2 separate regions of the Homo sapiens genome follow, and region 1 is linked to region 2. The links are chromatin contacts, found by Hi-C in ENCODE. All regions are on one chromosome and are shown on one strand. Each heading gives the region's core, a stretch centred on a gene start or an enhancer-like site at or near the end of the contact. The rest is flanking DNA. Distances are from core to core; before and after follow the strand shown. Region 1 holds the start of PCNA-AS1 (PCNA antisense RNA 1). Region 2 holds the start of MKKS (MKKS centrosomal shuttling protein).

What was found. A loop is a pair of places that touch in the nucleus more often than their neighbours do. Pooled maps may share reads with other maps.
Region 1: a loop to region 2 is called in a map of B cell, with 32 times the contacts of the local background. The contact joins the promoter of PCNA-AS1 here to the promoter of MKKS in region 2. A Hi-C loop is called at or near these places in 3 of 168 maps with a recorded cell type or tissue (B cell, left colon and naive thymus-derived CD4-positive, alpha-beta T cell) and 10 of 50 pooled maps.

Annotation. Positions count from the first base shown.
Region 1 is chr20:5,115,127-5,120,991 of GRCh38, reverse strand. It overlaps PCNA-AS1 (PCNA antisense RNA 1), which reads right to left and starts at 1,406. Exons shown (of 1, transcript NR_028370.1): 1 at 1,023-1,406. PCNA (proliferating cell nuclear antigen) reads left to right here and starts at 1,034. Exons shown (of 6, transcript NM_182649.2): 1 at 1,034-1,414; 2 at 2,126-2,223; 3 at 2,315-2,382; 4 at 3,328-3,522; 5 at 5,420-5,543; 6 at 5,630-5,865. The coding sequence starts at 1,194. The coding sequence ends at 5,709. RefSeq lists enhancers at 501-950, 1,081-1,250, 699-1,579, 1,691-1,840, 1,580-2,460 and a silencer at 1,441-1,500.
Region 2 is chr20:10,430,640-10,436,432 of GRCh38, reverse strand. It overlaps MKKS (MKKS centrosomal shuttling protein), which reads left to right and starts at 2,211. Exons shown (of 6, transcript NM_170784.3): 1 at 2,211-2,325. It overlaps SLX4IP (SLX4 interacting protein), which reads right to left and starts at 1,128. Exons shown (of 8, transcript NM_001009608.3): 1 at 980-1,128. LOC128706665 reads left to right here and starts at 2,211. Exons shown (of 3, transcript NM_001394148.2): 1 at 2,211-2,325. LOC128706666 reads left to right here and starts at 2,211. Exons shown (of 3, transcript NM_001394149.2): 1 at 2,211-2,325. RefSeq lists enhancers at 975-1,024, 1,185-1,414, 2,305-2,364, 4,315-4,816.

The sequences.
Region 1 (5,865 bases), core at 157-2,656, 5.3 Mb after region 2:
ATAATAATAATACAAAAATTAGCCGGGGGTGGTGGTAGGCACCTGTAATCCCAGATACTCGGGAGGCTGAGGCAGGAGACTCACTTGAACCTGGGAGGCGGAGGTTGCAATGAGCTGAGATCGCGCCACTGTACTCCAGCCTGGATGACAGAGCAGGACTCCATCTCAAAAAGAAAGGAAAAGAAAAGAAAAAATATTAAATGTGTACGCTCTTTGACTCAGCTGTATTACTTCAAGGAGTTGATATCACCAAAATTGCCTAAGTGCTCAAAGGTGTTTGTAGTTAAACAACAGGAGATTGATAAATTATGTTATATACATGTGATGCTATGTTTTAAAGAGGTACTGATATGATAAAAGATGTACGTGGCATAAAATTAAATGTACTTTATTAAGTACTTTTCCAAGTGTTTACGGAATGAGTGCATTTTTGAAAAAAAAAAAGTGTATTCGAACTTTTAAAAAAGCTTTAAAAGCTTTATACAATGAACGATTGAGTGATTATAAGAGCTGGCGGGGGAATGTTAAGAGGATGATAGGGAGCTAAGTTTAACAGAACAATTCACCTCTTTATCTTGTGACACCTACGAGCGCATCAATTCTGTAATTGAAAAATAAAGTGCATATTTGCAGCAGCTGTACTCTCTTCAGGCTGCAAGGAGGCTTTTCCTCCCGGTAGGCTTGATTTGCATTTCACTTTCACTTTCGTGGCTGGAAACTTTCTACCCACGTAGTGGGAGGCTGAGGAGCCACCATAAAGCTGGGGCTTGACGAGCCGGGACCGGGACCCGATCTCCACATATGCCCGGACTTGTTCTGCGGCCGGGTTCAGGAGTCAAAGAGGCGGGGAGACCTGCGCGACGCTGCCCCGCCCTGCGCCCGCTTCCTCCAATGTATGCTCTAGGGGGCGGGCCTCGCGGGGAGCATGGACACGATTGGCCCTAAAGTCTTCCCCGCAAGGCCGTGGGCTGGACAGCGTGGTGACGTCGCAACGCGGCGCAGGGTGAGAGCGCGCGCTTGCGGACGCGGCGGCATTAAACGGTTGCAGGCGTAGCAGAGTGGTCGTTGTCTTTCTAGGTCTCAGCCGGTCGTCGCGACGTTCGCCCGCTCGCTCTGAGGCTCCTGAAGCCGAAACCAGCTAGACTTTCCTCCTTCCCGCCTGCCTGTAGCGGCGTTGTTGCCACTCCGCCACCATGTTCGAGGCGCGCCTGGTCCAGGGCTCCATCCTCAAGAAGGTGTTGGAGGCACTCAAGGACCTCATCAACGAGGCCTGCTGGGATATTAGCTCCAGCGGTGTAAACCTGCAGAGCATGGACTCGTCCCACGTCTCTTTGGTGCAGCTCACCCTGCGGTCTGAGGGCTTCGACACCTACCGCTGCGACCGCAACCTGGCCATGGGCGTGAACCTCACCAGGTGAGCCTCGCGGCCCCGGGAAGCCGGCCCCGGCCCGCCTGCACCTCCGGTGCTTGGCGGGAGCGCTTTCGAGCCTAGCCCTCATTGGCTGGCGTGGGCCATCCGCGCCTTCTCATTGGCCTGCCACGCAGTGGGGTGGGGCCCAGCTGAGCGCGCGGTTCGGAAAAGCCCGCGCTGGCTGCTGCGCGAACCTGCTTTTTCGCGCCAAAGTCACAAAGCGGGTGGTGGCGGGAAAATCAAGGGTTTTTCCGCAGTGCCAGGAACACTGTTCCAGGGCTCTTTGCTCACTAAATCCTGTTGGCCTTGAATGGACGCTTTAGCTGTGGCTTTCTTGTTTCTGAGACGGTCTCGGTGTGTTGCCCGGGCTGGTCTCCAACTTCTGGGCTCAAGCGATCCTCCCGGCTCAGTCGCGGTTGACTTTAAATGCTTTATAATGCCCTTGCGAGAAATGTGGCAGCCTGTCATCCTACTTAGTGGCAGGAGATTGTTTCTATCCAGAAGGGACACTGCTGGTGGTATTTTAGTATAAATACTGCCAGATGCGTCCCAAAACGTCTGCATTAATAATGGCATCCTCCAGCAGTCCGCTTACCCTCCACCAGTTCTGAGACGGCCTGATGGGTGAGAGTGGTAACCCCTTCTAACCGCGTTCGAAATACAGCCCTTCAGCAGACGGCGTTGATTTTAAAGCATGTGTCTCCTGTCTTCTAGTATGTCCAAAATACTAAAATGCGCCGGCAATGAAGATATCATTACACTAAGGGCCGAAGATAACGCGGATACCTTGGCGCTAGTATTTGAAGCACCAAGTAAGTCGTACCTTTTTACCGAGTCACGAAGCTACAGAAAATCAAAACTCTGTGTCAGTATTTCTCAAAAGCATCTGCTTTCTTTTGGTAGACCAGGAGAAAGTTTCAGACTATGAAATGAAGTTGATGGATTTAGATGTTGAACAACTTGGAATTCCAGTGAGTATCAGTTTCTCATTGTAGAGAGTGCTGTACACAGGCACGATAGTTATGTCATAGAATGTTTGTTTATTTTTACAGACAGGGTCTTGGCTCTGTTGCCCAGGCTGGAGTGCAGTAGTGCCATATAGCTCTCTCTAACCTGGGATTCCTGGGCTCAAGCAGTCCTCTTGCCTTAGTCTCCTAAGTGGCTAGGAAGGACTACGGGCCTGTCCCACCACACCTGGCTAATTTTTTCATTTTTGTGTGTGGGCGTGGGGGCAGTCTTGCCCAGGCTGGTCTGGAACTCCTGGCCTCAAGTGATCCTCCTCCGTCAAGATATGTTAATATAATTTAAGCCTACTTCATAACAACTTTTTCTAGAAATATATCTACTGGTGCATGTTTCAAAGAGAGATTTTAGTATTTGGATAGTTGTTCACCACAAGTCTAAAACTCACAGGTTAAATTTATTGTTTACTGCCAGTTGTCTATTTGCATTAACTTCCATGAACCTCTTTTAAAATTTGTTTCCTTCTAGAATGCTTGCTTTTTATTAAGTGGATTTTAAAGCTGACTTGGAAGAAATTTATCCAGGTTAGGTTTATAAACACCAAAGGAGAGAAGAAATGTTTGAATGTTGAAAATGCCTAATATATTCTCTTGCTTTCTTTTAGAAAGTAGTTAGGCCTGCTTGCGCCATCATGATTTCTGTGCCATACTCTAATGTTCTCTTACTTTATCCCTGGAGGATGAGGAGGAGGAGGCTCTTGTTCCCTGGATGGTGCATTTAATAGCCATTTATTTTTTTGAGTGGAGTTTGTTAAGAAATTACGCAAGTCATATTTTAAAGTAATCAGAAAATATTGATTCTGAGTTGTTTAGGTGTTGCCTTTTAAGAAAGTGAGGGTGCCAAATCATTAAATTTCTAACAATTAACTTTTGGAAAATTTTTGTTCTTAATAGGAACAGGAGTACAGCTGTGTAGTAAAGATGCCTTCTGGTGAATTTGCACGTATATGCCGAGATCTCAGCCATATTGGAGATGCTGTTGTAATTTCCTGTGCAAAAGACGGAGTGAAATTTTCTGCAAGTGGAGAACTTGGAAATGGAAACATTAAATTGTCACAGACAAGTAATGTCGATAAAGAGGAGGAAGCTGTAAGTAGTTTTTAAGTAAAAAGAAAATAGTTTGAAGAGAATTATAATACTGCTTATTAGGTTAATTGCTAAAATTAAAAGTAGACAGAATTGGATCCCAAGTAATTTCTGAAAATTGAGATACTGTTGAAATCTGCGAATGATTTATAAGTGTCATCCAATTTAGAATTATATTTGCAAGAAGGGAATACAAATTCAGCACGTGTACATACCACAGAACAGTGGTTTATGGATCAAGTCCACACCGGCTCTTAAGGGTAGGATTGGGAAGTTAGGCGTATAACCTTTAGCTTTCTGGAGATACTTACTCTCTTACCAAATAATTGAGCATAGGACAGCAGCTCAATAGAAGGATATGGTTAGGAGTAAAAGTCTACCTGTTTGGAGCACTTATGTAATCCTAATATTAGCTTACATGTTGTGGGTCCAATTGGTAGCCCATTTTAAAGGTGGAGAAGCAGGCTGAGCAACCTTAAGTGACAATTTAGCCAAAGTCACAGGCTGTAGGAATCAAAGGTTAAACAGGAAGGAGACTTCTCACTAAGGCTAGAAAGCAGACTCCATGCAACTTTGAGAGTACCTAGAGAGCCCTTGTTTAACCAAAATAGAAAGAACATGGCAAAACCCCATCTCTACTAAAAATATAAAAATTAGCCGGGTGTGGTGGCGCACACCTGTAATCCCAGCTACTTGGAATGCTGAGATGGGAGAATGACTTGAACCGAGGAGGCGGAGGTTGCAGTGAGCCCAGATCATGCCACTCCCCTCCAGCCTGGGTGACAGAGCAAGATTCCATCTTAAACAAACAAAAAAAACTCGCTAACCTGGGCATAAATTAAAACTTTGTAAATCAAGGACAAAGGTCCTAACCTCATAACCTTGTTAGGATTAAATACGGTAGCATTAAAGAGCTTAGCATATGCTGTGTGTGGCATATTATAAGCTTACAATAAATACTATATATTGCTCTCTTGTCCCTTGAATGGGTAGTCAACATTTAGTTTAAATAAAGGTAAAATTCAGTTGAAAGGTTTTTTTTTAAATTAATAAAGTCTAGGAGCTGATTCTTTATCTGTTTCCTGAATCACATTTCCACTCCTGCCAACCTCGTTTTTTTCTTTTTCTGTTTTTCTTTGTTTTTGAGACAGGGTCTTGCTCTGTCCACCCAGGCTGGAGTGCGGTGGTGCAGTCGGTTCACTACAGCCTCAAACTCCAGGGCTTAAGTGATCCTCCTGCCTCAGTTTCCCAAGTAGCCGGGACTACAGGTGTGTGCCAACACACCTAGCCTGGTTTCCCCTAATTTCATTTTCCCCCTTCCATTACAATCTATTTGTTGAAGAAATTAGATCATTTATTAAGTTTTCCAGAGTTTGGATTTTGCTGATTGCATTCCTGTGTATACATAAATTCCTCTACCCTGTGTGTCCTACAGACTGGTAGCTATAGCCCTGGAGCCTTGATATTCAGGGTGTTTTGTTTCGGGGGTGAGAGAGCAAGAATATAGGTGGTGGTGTGTGCCTCTAGTAGGAGGCACAGGGTGTCTGGATGTGTTTGCAATGTTAGCAGCTATAATAGTCATTGTCTAGATCCATTAAGTCATTAATTAGAGTTTGCAGAGCTGAAATTAATACGTTTTATTCACTTATTGGCTGCTTATTAGAAAAACTTCCATAAAGAAAAGCTTTCCCATATTATATAATTTGGTTATCTAAATTATAGCTATAGGAAAGACAAGCTAGATAATCGAGTCTTTTGCTTTATGTATCAGTCTTCAAAATTTTCATAGCTCCCTCCAAAGTGACCAATACAAGTGTTTGTGGGTTTTTATAAATATATAATGAGCTAATAGATTGCAACTTTCTTGATGTTTTTCAATGATGAATCTTTTGTTTTGTAGGTTACCATAGAGATGAATGAACCAGTTCAACTAACTTTTGCACTGAGGTACCTGAACTTCTTTACAAAAGCCACTCCACTCTCTTCAACGGTGACACTCAGTATGTCTGCAGATGTACCCCTTGGTAAGATAATAAATTTGAACCTTGTTTTGTAGGTAGTCATATGTGATACATACTCCTCAGTAATTAACCATCTTCCTGTCTTTCAGTTGTAGAGTATAAAATTGCGGATATGGGACACTTAAAATACTACTTGGCTCCCAAGATCGAGGATGAAGAAGGATCTTAGGCATTCTTAAAATTCAAGAAAATAAAACTAAGCTCTTTGAGAACTGCTTCTAAGATGCCAGCATATACTGAAGTCTTTTCTGTCACCAAATTTGTACCTCTAAGTACATATGTAGATATTGTTTTCTGTAAATAACCTATTTTTTTCTCTATTCTC
Region 2 (5,793 bases), core at 962-3,461:
GTGAGCCAAGATCGCGCCACTGCACTCCAACCTGGGCAACAGAGCGAGACTCCATCTAAAAAAAAAAAGAAAGAAAGAAAGGGCTGTATCTTTAGCCCATGCCCTGAATCAATGTTCCTTGAACTTTAAGGTACACTTCTTGAGGAAGATTCTGATTCAGCAGCTCTGGGGTGAGAGTCATGAAGTGTAATTCTAACAAGCTCCCAGGGATGCTGATGCTGGTGGTAGGTGAAATGAACTTGGAGCAACAAGGCCCTAAGTAACTGGAATATTAGTTTTAACGCTAGCCAACTGGCTTACAAATATCGTTATGTCTAGGATCCAAGAAGTAAGTGTCAATACCATTAATTCCTACACCCGGCCAAAAAAATTAAAAACTAAAAATAAAAAAAAATAGTTCAGGGGAAGGAGAAAGCAAATACTTGTTTATACAGTCTAGCAGTGCTAAGAACCATAAAATACTGTTATTTGTCTCAACCTAGTAGATGTCAAGGTGATAAAATGTAGGCTCCATGAGTTAATGGATTTTTTTTAGCTAACTCCTGAATCCTTATGGCCTAGCACAAATTAGGTACTCAAGAAATGCAATGAATAAATGAATGAATGGGAAGTATATACAAACGCAATCTGTATTTACCTCACATCTCCAAAAATGTCTGGGAAGGGGGAGGTATTTGTACTGCTGGATGCAGGTAGCCATGATTTGATACAAATACCTGGCCCATCTACTGCATTCCCTTTGTGCAAAGACAGTTAACTTTCCTGAATAATATCTCCACCGTAATGCCCATGCTCATGGCATCCTGATGTTTAGCAACTTTTTGGCTTTTTGAAAACAATGAAGAAAGGTGGAAGTACAGGGAGAAGGATTCGGAAAAGTCTCAAAAAATCAAAGCCAAAAACCAGGAGGGAGGAGATGGGCAAACAGTTCAGTTCACTTGAAGGAACATCTGAGGTTGTCAGAGGTCCATGTGCTTACCTATGATGGTGGCGGGGTTTGGGCTCGGGCTTTATATGTTTTGTTACTGTCCAGGGTCACTGGCGGAGTAGTACCTGGCTGTGGAAACTCGGACTACACAGGTAGCCGGAACTGCAGCCAACCTTCAGAAGCTTAAGGGAAGCACTTTCGCGCTTACTTCCTCCTTCCCAGGGTCTCCGCGCGCGTTTGGGAACTCAGCCGCCGCCCAAACACAAAATGATCTGGGCAGCTTCGCTGCAGGATTGAGGCCACAGCCAGGATTTAAGATGGCAGCGAAACACTTCGATGGCCCGTGGAATCTGCCCAAAAGAAAAATGGCCTCTGTTCAGAATATCGCGGCTTTCAAAGTGGGCCCAAAACAAAAATGGCGCCGGACGCAGGCTATTTTTAAAGGCTGGGACCCCAATGACTCTCATTAGCAAATAACGTATCATGGTAACTCACGGTGCTAGGCAGTTGAACTGACCGAGAGAAAAAAAAACGCTTTTCTGTGGTGTGTTTTCTTAACATTGGAAAATGACTAGCTCAAGAATGGAACATATATTCGGTGCGAAAGATTGTGAGAAAGGAAAGGTAGCTTTCACAGTGCCGGATAAATTTTAATAAAAATAGCCATGTTTGAACATAACTTCCTATATGTTTTTTAATGTTAAAAGAGAATAAAAGTTTTGTCCTGGAACCCAGAAGCAGGATGGGGAAATGCCGGGTGAATTATCTAATCTGTGAAGAGTACGAGCTGCGAAACTCCGCACTTCCCTGTAAGCCCTCAGGAAGGACTGAGGGCGGATGCTTTAGTAGAAGGCAACTAGCTCTCACGGCGCATGTCCGTTTTCCAAACCCGATCCCGGGAGTTACGGGAGAGTAAAAATCCTGATTTTCCAGACAACCGCACAGAGAGGCGGGATACTGGCGCTGAGCGACAAATCCAAGCGCTTTGTAATTGGTCATGTCAGGACAGAGAGCAGAGCGCAGTGGACTATTTCTTTCTTTCATTCAATAAATCATTGTCAAGCGCTCACCAAAAGGCAGAAGCTGTGCCATTTTGATATGTTATTTAAATTTTATGCGTTCTTTTAAAATTTCAGTTTCAACAATTTGCTGGAATATACGCTGAATAAACTTCGCTCCCCGTTTTTTCCGGTGACGGCCGCTGTTGGCTGGAGCTTCACGGAAAACCCGGAGAAGCGGAGTGGGGGCGGCCCGGCGTCGACCGCAGAGCTGCGCGTGCTCCGTGCCCTCGCGCGACGCGAAGGTTGTCGGGATCCGCGGCAGCAGCGGCTGCTTGAGATCTGTTTCTGGGGCCTCTGGCGGTGGCGGCCTGGGGCGGCGCGACGGCTGGTGCGCAGGTGAGAGCGCTGGGACTCTAGGTGGAAAAGCCCGCTTTGTGTCCGGCCGAAGAGAGGGGAAGGGGCTTGTAGGCGCCTCCCTCTCCACCCCCAAAGGTCACCGGTGTCCTCACTGAAGGATATTTGAGGGCGGGGACAAGGAGGAGGCTGGCTCTCTGTAGGAGGCGAAAGACCGACCTCTGAAATAGCTGCCGATGGTAAATGTTGCGGTCGGCACGGATGCGGGCGGCGAGGAGGTCTTCCCGCCGGTGGGGAGAGCTGGAGGAGTGGCGCCTCACCACGCTCCCACCTGCGCTGCCGCCTTCTACGCCGAACCTGTGACTCCCCGTCCCCTCCCTCGCTGGGAGGGGCCCCGTGTGCCCCTGACTGTCTGGAGGGTGCACGGTGTACCCCAGGCTGTCGGGAGGTGGGGGCCGCCCTCCGACGGCGTTAGAGACGTTGTGCAGCGTGGCCCTGCCAGCTACGTGAAAGCAGCCGCGGGGCTTGCAGGGCTGTGGACCTTGTAGGGATGACCCTCTAAGGTCATGCTCGTCTTCCTCCCCGATAAGACCATACCCAAATCCTGTTGCCGTTTCAGAGACTCAATATGACGGTTTCATTCATTCATTAACATCTTCAGTTTATCCATAAACAGATATACACGTGTCTACAGCACTGCCGAGTTAGTAGATACGGCAGTGACCAAGAGGGACTTGCACGGTCCTGACTCCATGTTCTAGTGATGGGGGAGAAACAATACGCTCCCTATCCATGAGTTCCGCATGTGTGAATTCAACCAACTGCGGATAGAAAATATTTTGGGGCGGCGGGGTTTGGTGGCTCACCCCTGTAACCCCGCACTTTAGGAGCCCGAGGCGGGCGGATCACTTGAGTCAGGAGTTTGGGGCCAGCCAGGCCAACGTGGCGAAACCCGGTCTCTGCTAAAAGTACAAAAAAATGAGCCGGGCGCAGTGGCGCACGCCTGTAATCCCAGCTACTTGGGAGGTTGAGGCAGGAGAATCGCTTGAGCCCTGGAGGCGGAGGTTGCGGTGAGCGGAGATCACGCCACTGCACTCCAGGTTGGGCGACAGAGACTCTATTTAAGAAAATAAATAAATAAAAACATTCTGGGGGAAAAAAGATGGTTACATCTGTACTGAACACGTGCAGACCTTTTTTCTTGTCATTCCCTAAACACTGCAGTGTAACAACTACTTACATAGCATTTAACGTTGTATTAGGTATTATAAGTAGCCTAGAGATTATTTAAGGTACATGGAAGGAGGTGGCAAGTTGTGTACAAAACTACACGATTTTTTTTTTTTTTTTTTTTTTTTTTGACAAAGAGTCTCGCTCTGTCGCGCAGGCTGAAGCTGGATCTCTGCTCACTGTGCAACCTCCGCCTCCCGGGTTCAAGCAATTCTCCCTGCCTTAGCCTCCGGAGAAGTTTGGGATTACAGGCACCCGCCACTGCACCTGGCTAATTTTTGTATTTTTTAGTAGAGATGGTGTTTCGCCATGTTGGCCAGGCTGGTCTTGAACTCCTGACCTCAGGTGATCCACCCGCCTCGGCATCCCAAAGTGCTGGGATTACAGGCATGACCCACGGCGTCTGGCCTACTACACAATTTTTAAATCAGGGACCTGAGCATCTGGATTTGGGTATCCATCATGGGTCCTGGATGCAATCCCCCAAATACTGAGGGGTGATTGCACATTGATATTGAGCAAGATGTTTCTAGATTGTCCTAGGTTGGGTTTCCTGAGAATCAGACTCTGAGGAGATTTAGAGGCAGGACATTTACTAGAGAAGACTTTTTGGATGATTACCAAGGAAGAAAGGAAGCAGGATTGGGCAATAGAAAAAGTTAAGCTGCAGTGAAGTCTCAAGGATGTTCTCCACCAGTCCCACAGGAACTCTAGTGCTGGGTTGGCCCTTCAAAGTTGAAGAGAAGGGCCAGGCTTTTATACCCCTTGATTGATCTGTCGTTAGATGTCTGTTTCCCTGGAAAGGGCCTAACTTCAACTCTCTTCAGCCAAGTCAATCATGGACGGAGGCTGGCAGCCGAGGTCTGTCTCAGCTCTTCCAGGAGCTGGGGAAATAAGCCTTTCATTCCTTAGGGGGGTCAGGGTGGCACATCACAGCATTCATCACAAAGGTAGGGCTTTGAAGGAATCACGTGCTAGAGAATAATGGGGAGGGAGAGGGAAAACACTTTAGGTTGAGTGCTGAGAGAAAGGCTCTCTGAGTAGGTGACATCTGAACTAAGAGCTGAAGCAGAAGAATAAGCCATCCTCTGTGGACCAAAGGGGACAAGATTCTCTACTTTTCTGCTACGCACTAGGAATATAGCAGAGAAGACAAGTGGCTGCTACCTTCTGTTATCGTGGGTGGCAGTGACTAGTTTTTCTAGATCTTGACTCCCTGCCGTAACTAAAGATGGAGTAAGTAAAAATGGATTGAGACTAATTCAGAGGAGGATAGAGGAAAAAATGAGAACTATGATTTTGAAAAATGAGTCAACTTGGTAAAGACTTTATGCAGTTTTTTGTGCGGGTTTGGTTTGGTTTGGTTTGGTTTGGTTTGGTTTGGTTTGGTTTTTTGACCCTATACAGCATTGAGTTATGTTTTATTAAGATTGTCCCATTATCTTCTCAAACCTGTATTCTCCTTGAGGACAAGAATCATGCCTTACTCTTCTTGGTAGTTCCCCCCTGAGGCTAGTAGTCTTGCTAGCACCTAATAGACACTAAGTGAGCATTTGGATAGAATTAATCTTGTACATATTTGAAGTGAAAATTGCTAATCCCTAAATATTGTGAATGTGGGATACATGACTGTGTTTGGATTTGTCTTTACAGTATTTCCTCACCTTATAAGTTGGAACCCAATTTTAGTCAAAATATTCGATGATAATATATAATTGCTTTGATCAAGCAGGAACCTCCAGGGGTGCCTATTTTTATATATGATTCGTATAAGATAATATACTCCCAATAAAAGTAATGGCTGCCGTGTATTGAGCACTTCCCACATGCTAGGCACTGTACTAAGCTATGAATGTATATAGTTCTCTTCATAATGTGGCCCCCTATTTCAGATCATGACATTGAGGCAGGAGAGAAGTAATTTGTCCAAGACCATAACTAATTTGTGGTGGAGGTTAGACTTTGATTCTCGCCATTACTCAATGCTTTTGCTCTTATGTAAAACGTTGTTTCAGACCAACAGCGTGTCTGAAAATGTCGACCAAGTTTCAGTCATTGTAGGATTCTCACATTTGATCACTTGGCTGCTCTATTAACTGTTATTAGAGAAACATACATGAAATTTTTCACCGTCTTTGCTTCTTTGCTCTGTATCAGTTTTCTGACTTCCTTCACAGCTTTCCTGGCTCTCACTTTAGAAGCTTGACAGTTATCTGTCCTATAATATCCTAGAATCTAATTACCAGATTCACTACCCTAGTCAAACCCCAAAGACCTCTG